Regions from separate parts of the Homo sapiens genome. Here all the other regions are linked to region 1. Evidence: read pairs that join two places in POLR2A ChIA-PET (ENCODE). Cell type or tissue: GM12878. All regions are shown on one strand.

Evidence for each region. Peaks named below come from ENCODE experiments on the same cell type or tissue, not always from the same donor. Only the 100,000 strongest peaks of a DNase experiment are listed, where the experiment ranks them.
Region 2: POLR2A ChIA-PET joins it to region 1 with 7 read pairs; 2 of 35 experiments call an interaction of 5 or more read pairs at or near these places.
Region 3: POLR2A ChIA-PET joins it to region 1 with 5 read pairs; 1 of 35 experiments calls an interaction of 5 or more read pairs at or near these places.

Annotation. Positions count from the first base shown.
Region 1 is chr15:67,853,960-67,857,959 of GRCh38, forward strand. No RefSeq gene overlaps it. Among named protein-coding and RNA genes, the nearest start is that of RNU6-1, 16 kb to the left of the region's middle. RefSeq lists an enhancer at 2,091-2,170. In GM12878, no CTCF peak of the experiment used is centred here; DNase peaks (open chromatin) are centred at 482 and 2,072; H3K27ac peaks cover 372 bases.
Region 2 is chr15:67,372,652-67,376,651 of GRCh38, forward strand. IQCH (IQ motif containing H) reads left to right here. Exons shown (of 21, transcript NM_001031715.3): 9 at 1-11; 10 at 716-782. Among named protein-coding and RNA genes, the nearest start is that of IQCH, 120 kb to the left of the region's middle. RefSeq lists an enhancer at 175-696. In GM12878, no CTCF peak of the experiment used is centred here; no DNase peak of the experiment used is centred here.
Region 3 is chr15:67,083,736-67,087,735 of GRCh38, forward strand. The region is part of intron 1 of SMAD3 (SMAD family member 3); the gene reads left to right. Among named protein-coding and RNA genes, the nearest start is that of SMAD3, 20 kb to the left of the region's middle. RefSeq lists an enhancer at 1-34. In GM12878, no CTCF peak of the experiment used is centred here; DNase peaks (open chromatin) are centred at 1,694 and 2,266; H3K4me3 peaks cover 2,052 bases; H3K27ac peaks cover 3,779 bases.

The DNA of each region.
Region 1 (4,000 bases):
TGGGCTGCTTTTTGTTGAAAGGGAATTTCTGCCGAGGACTCTTACCCTCACGATCTGCCTGAATAATTTCTTTCTGTCTCCTGTATCACCAGCACCTGGCACAGCACCTGAATTTTAAATCTTATTTATTTATTTATTTATTTATAGAGACAAGTTCTTGCTCTGTCGCCTAGGCGACACTATAACATCAACCTCCTGGCCTCAAGTGATCCTCCCACTTTGGCCTCCCAAAGTGTTGGGATTATAGGTGTGAGCCACCACACCTGGCCTTAATAGACACATTTTTTTCTTTAAAGCTTCTGTTACAAAGGACAGATAAGAGGATTTCAAGAGTTAAGATGACCACAGATCAAACTTCCTTGATGTGCCATCTTCCAACTTAAATTCGAAAGCTACTTGAGACACAGAAAAAGACAAAAACTGAGAACCATTCAGAAAACTTAGTGGTCAGTTGTTGGCCAGAGTCCAAGATGGAAATTTCCCTAATAACCTGCCACTGGGGCTGGGGGAAGTCACATGGTAGGTGGCCTGTGCATACTTTGCCCTCTAAAGTGGCCCAGAACCTGCAGACAGGAAGCTTGCAGGGAGAAGCTTAGGCCCTCATTCACTGTACAGGGCTGCACTCACCAGCAAATGGGCAGCACACTCCTAACACTCAAGTATGGTTTTCTGAGGCAGTCACTTCTGTCCACCCTCACCCCTTCCGTTAGACTGTCTCTGCCTGTGTCTGTGGGGACACTGTGGCACTCAGTACCTCTGAGCAGGGAGCAGGGCAGGACTGATGAGGAGGTGGCCTAAAAGGCACGCTCGCCTAATGCAGGGACCCTACAGATGGAAAGAGTGCGGTTTTATTTCAAAATATCTGATACACAGTAATATAGATACCTTGTAGTACTTAAATCGTATTAACCCAGTTTGAAGGTCTTTGGCTTTTAGTATCATGCGTTTATTTTTATGTTGGCATGTTTGGTTTTATTTCTTTTATTTTGGTTTATGCCTTCTCTTTTTCATGTTTGTTTTTGTTTTTGCCTTCTATGATAAGCAAAATTGCATGATGATGTATTTTTTATTTATTTATTTTTTTTTTGAGATGGAGTCTAGCTCTGTTGCTCAGGCTGGAGTGCAGTAGCACAATCTCGGCTCACTGCAACCTCCACCTCCCGGGTTCAAGCGATTCTCCTGCCTTAGCCTCCCAAGTAGCTGGGATTACAGGCGCCCACCACCATGCCCAGCTAATTTTTGTATTTTTAGTAGAGACAGGGTTTCACTGTGTTGGCCAGGGTGGTCTCGAACTCCTGACCTGATGATCCGCCCACCTCGGCCTCCCAAAGTGCTGGGATTACAAGCGTGAGCCACCGCGCCTGGCCCTTTTTTTTTTTTTTTTTTAAGACAGAATCTCGCTATGTTGCCCAGGCTGGAGTGCAGTGGCGCGATCTCAGCTCACTGCAACCTCCGCCTCCTGGATTCAAGTGATTCTCCTGCCTCAGCCTCCTAAGTAGCTGGGATTACAGGCGCCTGCCACCGCGCCCTGCAATTTTTGTATTTTTAGTAGAGACAGGGTTTCACCATCTTGGCCAGGCTGGTCTTGAACTCCTGACCTTGTGATCCACCTGCCTCAGCCTCCCAAAGTGCTGGGATTACAGGCATGAGCCACCGTGCCCAGCCGATGATGTATTTTTTTAGAGTCATGGTCTCGCTATGTTGCCAGGCTGGACTTGAACTCCTGGTCTCAAATGATTCTCCAGTCTCAGCTTCCTGAGTAGCTAGGAGTACAGGTGCACCATTGTACCTGGCTGATGATTTGTTTTTATCTTCTGTAATTTGAAAAGTATATAGCTATATAGCCTATTGTTTTAATTCTGCCAACACCTTGAAGATTTTTAAAAACTTTTTTGAACCCATGTAGTATAGTTTGGACTTCCCCTCCAAATCTCATGTTGAGATGTAATCCCCAATGTTGGAGGTGGGGTCTGGTGGGAGGTGTTTGAGTCATGGGGGTAAATCCCTTGATGCTTTCCCGGAGATAGTGAGTTCTCATGAGATCTGGTTGTTGTAAAGTGTGGCACCTCCCCCACGCTCTCTCTTGCTCGTGCTCTGCCATGTGAAACAGCAGCTCTCCCTTTGCCATCTCCCAGGAGTAAAAGTTTCCTGAGACCTTCCCAGAAGCCAAACAGATGCCTAGCACCAGGCTTCCTGTACACTCTGTAGAACCATGAGCCATTTAAACCTCTTTTCTTTATAAATTACCCAGTCTCAGGTGTTTCTTTACACAATGCAAGAACATCCTAACACACCATGTTTCTCTATCAGATTGAAAATAAATCTACCATGTTTGCCTCCCTTCCAATATAAAGTGAGAAGTTTTTCAGGCCCTCCTTCCATATCTCTTCATTAGAGGCCTAGGTTATCACACCTCTCTTTTTTAAAATGATATAGGTCTTCTTTTTACAAAAAATTGGTTTTAAATTTGGGATCCAAATTTTAGCCATGTTTATCATTATTTATTTGATACTCTGTGTTTAAATGGTTTCCACATTTCCTGCAGGCTCCACTTACTATGGCTGTAAAACAAATTAGCCCCAAACAGTGGCCAGGTGCAATGGCTCGTGCCTGTAATCCCAGCACTTTAGAAGAGGCCGAGGAAGGCCAATCACTTGAGGCCAGGAGTTGGAGACCAGCCTGGCCAATATGGCGAAACCTCGTCTCTACTAAAAACACAAAAATTAGCCAGGCAAGGTGGTGTGTGCCTGTAGTCCCAGCTACTTGGGAGGCTGAGGCAGGAGAATTGCTTGAACCTGGAAAGCAGAGGTTGCAATGAGCCAAGATTGCGCCACTGCACTCCAGCCTGGGTGACAGAGAGAGACTGTTTCAAAAAATAAAATAGGCCAGGTGCAGCAGCTCATGCCTGTAATCTTAGCACCTTGGCAGCCCGAGGCAAGTGGATCACCTGAGATCAGGAGTTCAAGACCAGCCTGGCCAACATGGTGAAACCCTGTCTCTACTAAAAATACAAAAATTAGCTGGGTGTGGTGGCACATGCCTGTAATCCCAGCTACTTGGGAGGCTGAAACAGGAGAATTGCTTGAACCTGGGAGGCAGAGGTTGTAGTGAGCCGAGACCACACCACTGCACTCTAGCCTGGGTCACAGAGTGAGACTGTCTCAAAAAACATAAAATAAAAATTAAAATTAATTATCCTAAAGCTTAATGCTTAAAACAATAATCATTTATTACCTCTTGCTCTTTCTGTGCATTACAGTTTAGACAAGGTATAACAGGGATGGCTTATCTCTCCTCCAAAGGAGATGTGAAATGTCTGAGGCCTCGCAGTAAAACTCCAAAGTTGAGCCTCTAGCTTGTCTAGAATCATCTGAAGGCTTGCTTACCTGAAGTTGGTGCTGGCTGTCACTCAGCTGGAGGCCTCGCTGGGGCTATTGACCAGAACACCCACACATGGCCTCTGGTGTGCCTGGTCTCCCTCACAACATAGTGGCTGAGTTCCAAAGGCAAGCATCTAGAGAGAGCGAGCCAGGTGGAAGCCATTGCCTTTTATGACCTAGCCTCAGAAATCATTCAGTGTCACTTCTGCTGCATCCTGGTGGTTGGGACAGGTACAAAGTTCTGCCCAACTTCCATGGAAGTGTGTCAAGATCACTTTGTAAGATGAACATGTGCGGGTGCCCACATATGTACACACGTGTGTGCATGTATACACATGTACATGCATATGTATATGCTGATATGGTCATCTTTGAAAAAAGACCATCAGCCATACTGTATTTCCTTAAATTCTTGATTTTCAACTTATGTTTCAGGCAGTTGCAGAGTGTCTTTGAGTAACTTTCAGGAAGATTGCATGCTATGAGTCTCAATGTGCAGTATGTAAAACGGCCATCTTCTTTCTTATTTTAAAATTCATAGCCAGGTGCGGTAGCTCACCCCTGGAATCCCAGCACTTGGGAGGCCGAGGCAAGTAGATCACCTGAGGTCAGTCTCTACT
Region 2 (4,000 bases), 480 kb before region 1:
TTCGAGCCAAGGTGCACAAGGCTGCCAGCTGTTAAGGCAGACCTCTTTTTCTAAACATTTCGTGCTTGAGCGGTTGTAATAAGTTGTCTCTATCTTCCCTTTCTCTTTCCAACTACTCTCCTTGCCTCAGACTCCCACGCCTTTCACTCCCCTCAATGTATGATGCACAAACCCCACATTTGTTTGTGCATCATAGTTTAGCCCTAATCAAGAATCTGGCTTTCGTGCCTGCAAAATCTGTTGCAATTTTTCTATAGAAAAAAAAAAAGTCCCTTCACTTTGACTATGGTAGTTCTGTCAGAAAATCAATGTTTTAACTGCATTACTTTTTCTCCCTATATATACCTTCTGGCACTTTAATTTGCTCAGAAAAAAAAAATCCTCTCTTGTCTACATTGCTGTCACCACTTTGTCAGAAAGTATTTAAGTTTGCAGACAGCCTTTTAATTAGTGCTCACAATTTCATTTATGTTTGCTTTCTCTTTTTTTCATTCATATTCTGTTAATTAAGTGAGCTGCCTCTAATCTTCCCCTGCCAGTAGCATCATGTAGCCACCTAATTAAATTAATTGGGGAAGATGTTTTAAGTATGTAATTAAATCAATTAATATAATTTATGCCTGGCTTAACTGTACAGTGGAAAAACAGCTGAAGTTTGACTAGATGAATCCACTACAGCTTCCTGTCACTGATCAATGCTCTTCTTGATTTTTAGCATCTGGCAGCCAACTGGAATCGCATCAGGACCTCCAGGAGGACTATTATCCATATCCCATCATTAGGTATAACACTTTTGCCTGCAAATCTATCAGCAACCTCTATTACCCACCACATTATGGCTCCTTGATTGAGTTCAAGGAAGGCCCCTTGTTTTATTCAAATTGGTCTCGGCAGGAAAATGTTCTCGACATGATGAGAGTAATAACACAGGACCCTCGCTTGAAACGGCGTTTAATTTGGGGATTAAGCAAATAAAGTCATTATGTGGGGGCTGCTATTCAGTGGAGAGGTGATTTGCTGTAATTCGCTTTCATCTGTATGAAATGAACTAAAAAGTTGTATTTTTCCCCGAAATAACAGATAATGTTTTCGATCTTCTTTAATGATAGAAGAACACAGGCTTGTATGTGTTGTTGCTGTTACGCCAATAAGCCAGGATATTGCTTGTACACTGTTTTTAATCAAATGTGCAGTCAAAATGATAAGCTACATTCTCTGAAATTATTTAGTTCTAATTACGAGCAGATGGGATGCTTTATTTGCACCTAGGGCGCCTGAGCAAAAGGAAATGCTGTGTGAACAAGAATAATTAAGAAGTTGAATAGTGTTTTTTGCACTTAAATAATCTGCAGTTTCATGTTAATTAGCACTAATGTAATTATTTAATTACATTTATGAATTGGGGAACTTAAAAGCTGTTGTCTGAAACACACTGGTAAAAAAGGTATGCCAAAATGACATTGGGAATTTCAGAAATTTGCATTGGAGTTTCTTTTAAGACATGAGCTACTGTCAACATGTTTGGGATTTGTTTGCTTCCTTATTTTGTTTTGTTTTGTTTTGCATCTCACTAGTGTGTTAAATTTCCTTGGTGAGGTCAGATTTCCTAAGCTGACTTGGTAGAGTTTTGACAAGCAGCACAACCCATTGAATCTCTTTGTTACATACATATTAGCTCTTTGTTAAAGTCTTTTAAGTAGAGCAATGCATTAAGTGATCTGTTGTAACAGAATGCTGGATTGCAGTTTATTCATATTCATATGTGAGCATAACCAGTTTGTGTACTTACATGTAGTGTAGAAACATAACACATTTAAACAGTAATATGAAAAGAAAAAACATTTAAATCATTATACAATATAATTATTTTTAAATTAGTAAAATATCAATAATAAAATAAGGCAATCTTTTCTAGACTCTGGAGTACTTAGATCTAAGTACTTACAGAAGGTTAAGAAAATACTTGCATTGCACAGAGCCTTTTAGTTTTGGTCTACCTCATGGCTCATGAAAGAAATTTGTTTCTTCTTAGGATCTAAGTGAGGTATAGGATCTGAATTTCATTCTAAGTTAGGCTTTTGTTTTGATGAGACTACTTTTACACACAAAATTAGTTCACACACAGAAATTGCACTTGTAGTTGATTGCAACCAAAGAGGCTAATTGCAGACCTCATTAGTTGACTTGAGTCCTTCGAATAAGGTGCAGGAGGCTTTGCTTCTGCAACTAATTGTGGACCAGACCTGATATTATATGGGAAATTTTGTTTTGCTTTCTCTATACAGGGCCCCCCACTTTGCAAAGTTGCTTAGCACAAAGGTGTGATAGACACAAACTTCTTTACTCCTATACTCCCACCTCTGACCCTCCTAAAAACTTCCATGCAGTCTGCTCTGCAGAGAAGCTTGATACAAAGGAGTTTCCAAAGAAGTAAAAATTTGAAAGTAATCGTTATGTAAACTAGGTAATAAAAAAATTTGAGTGAAAGTGTCTTAAAATTTCAAAAGGGCTTACTGAATAAAAATTATGTGGGAGTTCCCAGCACTTTGGGAGGATTGCTTGAGGCCAGGAGTTCAAGACTAGGCTGAACAACATAGTGAGACCCTGTTTTAGAAAGTTTCAAAAATTAGCGAGGCATGGTGGCGCAGGCCTGTAGTCCTTCTACTGGGAAGGCTAAGGAGGGAAGATCACTTGAGCCCAGGAGTTTGAGATTACAGTGAGCTATGATCATCCCACTGCATTCCAGCCTGGATGACAGAGACACTGTGTCTAAAAAAATTAATAAAATAAAATAAATTAAGTGGGAGAATAATCTGGTCAAAGAAGCTAGAAATAGAAAACGTTATTTTAAATATGATATTAAAACTAGTTTTCTTCTGGATTACACATATTCAGTTTAAATAAATACATAATAAATATGAAAGTCTTCCCTAATGTAGCAATTTTTGTTTGTTAACAACATGATACCCATTTTAAAGAAAAACTGCTAATTATGTAATTTCTAAGAGATAAGAACAAGCTCAGATTTCTTCTCAATTGAGCATTTTAAAAGATTAATTGCACACTTTCAAAAGAGAATAATACCTGGGCTTTGATCATATAGTATTTGTTTCTACAATCTTTGTTTTGGATTTTTTTTTTTTTTTTTTTTTTGAGACAGAGTCTCACTCTGTCACCCAGGCTGGAGTGCAGTGGTGCGATCTCGGCTCAGTGCATTCTCCGCCTCCCGGGTTCAAGCAATTCTCCTGCCTCAGCCTCCTAAGTAGCTGGGATTATAGGCATGTACCACCATGCCTGGCTAATTTTTGTATTTTCAGTAGAGACGGGGTTTCACCATGTTGGCCAGGCTGGTCTGGAACCCCTGACCTCAAGTGATCCACCAGCCTCGGCCTCCCAAAGTGCTGGGATTATAGGTGTGAGCCACCGCATCCGGCCGTGCTTTGGATTTTATACAAATGACTTGTGAACATTAAATTAAGTAACAACAAGCTGTCATCTCCTACCTATTCCACAGATAGAATTCTCAAACGATGTATATATTTTTAAGGATATAGGGTACCCTTTTTTTGTGTACCACATCCCTGGGAGTCCTTAAAGAAGATTTCAGCTAGATGCCACAAACTTCTTTGTCTCATGCACCAGGGACTTACCTATACAATTCATAAAAATAGAAGTGGATGAAAGTGAAGCAAATTTTTTCTCTAAATGTACTGGAAGAAAACTAATCTATTCAATCTAGTAATTTCATTTCCAAAGTTGAGACAGATTCACTAGTCAAAATCAGTTGGTAGGATTGTCTGGTTCAGGTAGGCATTTAACACAAGTTGCAGCCTTGTCCTCTTTTTCTCTTGCCATAGGAAATTTGCTGTAGAATTAGCTCTACAAATAATTACACCATGCTGCTAGCCAATTGGGGCTGCACTAACTTGTTTGAACCCTTCAAATGAAAGCTAAGTAGTTGATAACTGCATAATATATTGTAGTTGTAAGCATTTGGTTA
Region 3 (4,000 bases), 770 kb before region 1:
CAATATCTGAAATTGAATGTTTGCCATTTCTTCTTCTTTCTCCTCACACAACCTACTCTGATGTTCATGATTACTGGAGCCCCCAGGTTCTAAAAAGTGTTGAATTAGCAAGTGAACAAATAAAATGAGACCCAAAGAAACTGTGATCTTAGCATCCTGTTTTCTGGGTGAGGTTGAGGGTCCTTGGCCTCTCTTGCTGGTGGAGATGGGCTTTATGACTTTGGGGAAGTCAACTTGACTTCCTGGGTGTTGGTCTTCTCTTCTACAAAATGACAAGCTTGAAGGGAGAATCTGAAAGAATCTGTGTATCCGTTCTCAGATTTTCTTTTTTTTTCTTTTTTTTTTTTTTTTTTTTTTTGAGATGGAGTCTCGCTCTGTCGCCCAGGCTGGAGTGCAGTGATGCGATCTCGGCTCACTGCAAGCTCTGCCTCCGGGGTTCATGCTATTCTCCTGCCTCAGCCTCCCGAGTAGCTGGCACTACAGGCGTCTGCCACCACACCTGGCTAATTTTTTTTTTTTGTATTTTTAGTAGAGACGGGGTTTCTTTGTGTTAGCCAGGATGGTCTCCATCTCCTGACCTCGTGATCTGCCTGCCTCGGCCTCCCAAAGTGCTGGGATTACAGGCATGAGCCACCGTGCCTGGCCAGTCTCAGATTTTCATGATAGCCCTCTGAACTCTCCTTGGCTTCTTGCCTTTGGCTGTTTTCTCAATGCATATATTTTCCTGGGGGACAAATCTAAGTTTTCATCTGATGCTCTGCCTTCAGAGGGGAACCATTCCTTAATGACCTATTTAATTGTATTATCATTGTTGTTTAATTCATCACATATTTACTGAGCTTCTTTTGTTGGTGGTGGTGCCATCAGACACAGTGGTCCAGGAGCTGCAATGCGTTGCTGATGAGGATGGTCACACATAGCTCTGCCCTCATGGAGCGTCCCAGGGTGAAATGAGACCTCCCCTGAGAACCGACTCCCAGGGTAGGGGAAATCAGTCTGCAGGCAAAGAGGAATTCAAATTTAGCCTGAAGCACAGGTTTTCTGTGCTTCTAGGCACCGGCTGCATTCCAACCGTAGTGCCATAAAAATACAGGAAGGAAGGGAAACGTGTTCACAGGTTGGTTAGAGATGTGGAAACCAACAATCAGCTCTCTCTTATCCGTAAGAAACTAGAATCTACTGCTGGCTTCAGTCCCTCAGACCTGCTGCTCAACAGAGTGCCCTTTCAAACCTGGGTTAGACTCTGTGCTAATGGCTTTTTTCATGAACCTCAGACAGCCGGAAAGTATATTCTTTGAGGATTATGATCGACTAGGATGCTCGGGAATCTTTAAAGAGAAGCACTATCTTGGCTATATTTGCCCTCAGTTGTTTTAAGGCCAGTGAGGAGACTGAGCATTTCAGAGGTGAAGCATTTAGAGGATGGCCTCTGAAAGCATACGGCTCAGTAAACAACTGACCCATCCTTTGTCACCGTTTTTGTCCAGCGGCTGTCACCATAGGGGCTCCTCTGGTGTGGAGGAGAGAGAATTAGAGGCAGCAGGCCTGGGTTCTAGGTCTGCCTCATTGTGAACCAGCTTCAGGACCTTGGGTGAGTCACTTTTCTGCCCTGGCCCCTGGCTTCCTCTTCTATAAACTGAAGGTGTTGGCTTAGCAGGATTTTAAAGTTTCTTCCACCTTAAAAACTCTGATTCCTGCACTTGCATTCAAAGAAATGACTCTATTACTCATTTGAATAGTTTCAGAATCACTGTATAGTCAACTCTGGACTAGAAATGGGGGCCTGCAGTTGAGGACAGGATGGAAAGAGGTTTGGGGTTCAGGGTGGGCTGTGAGGGCTAGGATTCTTGATTCCTCATGATTTGCAATTGGTTGTTGGTGTTACCATGGAAGGTTCTCAACCATGGCTGCTTTTAAAAATTTTGATGCTCAGACCACCCCTGGAGACCAGTGAATTTCAAATTTCTACAGGCCGGCCTGGGGAAATCCATGTTTTTTAACTTTCCTAGGTGATTCCGGTATGTGGCCGGGATTGAGAATCACAGCCATAGATGCTTATGTAAAGCTGTGTTCAGTGTTACAGGCATCTGTTCTGGGTGGAAAGTGATAGTGGTTGGTCAAAAAAAAAGCGTGCACACACACACACACACACACACACACACACATACACAGAGAACAGCTCTAGGTTCTGGAAGTGTGTTGATTTGGTCACCACAAGTGCTGGTGGTGAGTAGTTGCCCTGAGGTTTGGAGTTCCAGTTCCCTCCTATCTCTGGGTCAGTGGTTTCTCAACATCTTTGAAGTAGTGAAACCATCTGTAGTTGGTTATTTCTGCTCAGAAACTCACAGTACAAAGTGGGGGGTGGTGCAGGGGGGTGGAGCTGGAATGGATTAAACAGGCCCTTACAAATGCCCACACTTTTTTCATGAAACTAAGTTAGAGGCCTTAGCCAACTCCAGCATACCTTAGTGTCAGTTCTTTGGCATTGCCCCGGTGGATTCTAGGGGCTGTGAAGGCTGTAGGGGTGTGTGTTACTCCCTGCTGCTTTGGTGAGAGAGTGTCCCTGTCTTTGGCTGAGAGCATCCTGTCCTGCCACTTCATCAGCAGTAGCATCTAAACAGCCCTTGAAGGGAATCAGTATCTACAGCCTAAGAAATCTGATGGGACACATCTCTCTGCATTAAAATATTAACAGAAAAGGTCAAACTGGGAAGGGGCAGCTAAGTTGGAATATCTCATTCAGGTAAAGGGATGGGCTTGTGGATCCTTAATTGGTGTGAAATGCGCCCTAGGAGGGGAGACTATATCAGTGCTGAAAGCCCTTGAGGGCTTTCACAGATGAAGGGGGATGGTATGAGAAGCTTTACAAATAACAAGGTTTGAGATGCAGTTGTAGACACATGCCAGATGTAGGTTGCTATTTTCTCAGCTCAATGAGGAATCTGTCAAGGCACTCTTAGAAATGGAAAATATAGTTCCTGCCCTCAGGAACTATAGTGTCACGTGATAGCAGTGAAGACCTTCTATGTCCTGGCCACACAGTGAGGATCAGAAGACAGAGCATGGAGAGTGGAATGGGACACATGGATCAAGGAACGTGGACCTGAGCAAGCAAAAGCAAGTCACTCGGGTCCCACTATCACATTGCATATCTTCTCCTTTTTTTTTTTTTTTTCTGAGACGGAGTTTCGCTCTTGTTGCCCAGGCTGGAGTGCAGTGGTGCGATCTCAGCTCACTACAACCTCCACCTCCCAGGTTCAAGCGATTCTCGTGCCTCAGACTCCCAAGTAGCTGGTATTACAGGCGCCTGCCACCACACCTGGCTAATTTTTAGTAGAGATGGGGTTTCACTATGTTGGCCAGATTGGTCTTGAACTCCTGACTTCAGGTGATCTGCCCACCTCAGCCTCCCAGAGTGCTGGGGTTACAGGCATGAGCCACAGCACCAGCCTCTTCTCCTTTCTAACGTGATGTCAGTGTCTCTGGGAAGCAGCCTTAGTTGGCACCTCACTGGCAGCAAGAATGACTTCATGTTCTTGCTCCCATGAAAATTCTCTGCTTTCAGGAATACACTTTCCTCTAGGTTTTTTCTTTGTCTGCAAGTGGGGGGGTGTTCTTTGCCAGATCCCTGCTTTGATGATTACCATCTGCCCACCTGAGTTTCCTGCATAGTTTCAGTTGGAAACTCTTTTCTCTTTGGACCCTAAGATACCGTGTAATAGGATTGTTCTTGGTTTCAGTAGGCACCTGGCACCCTCTCAGCTGTGGCTGCATTTCAGGTATGGATGGGAGTGATTATCTGTGCATCAGAAAACTCAAGATTGTCATGTGAGCAAGTTGTGTGATCATCAGTAAATGCAGAGCTGGCTTTGTTAGGCCCTGGTTGTGGCCAAGGCTTTCCTTTCCCGGCGGGTGATTATTCCAGATTTCATGGTCACTAGCTGAGTGTAATCAGGAGCAGATAAGAAAGCCCTGTATAGAGCAAAGTATGCATTTCTTA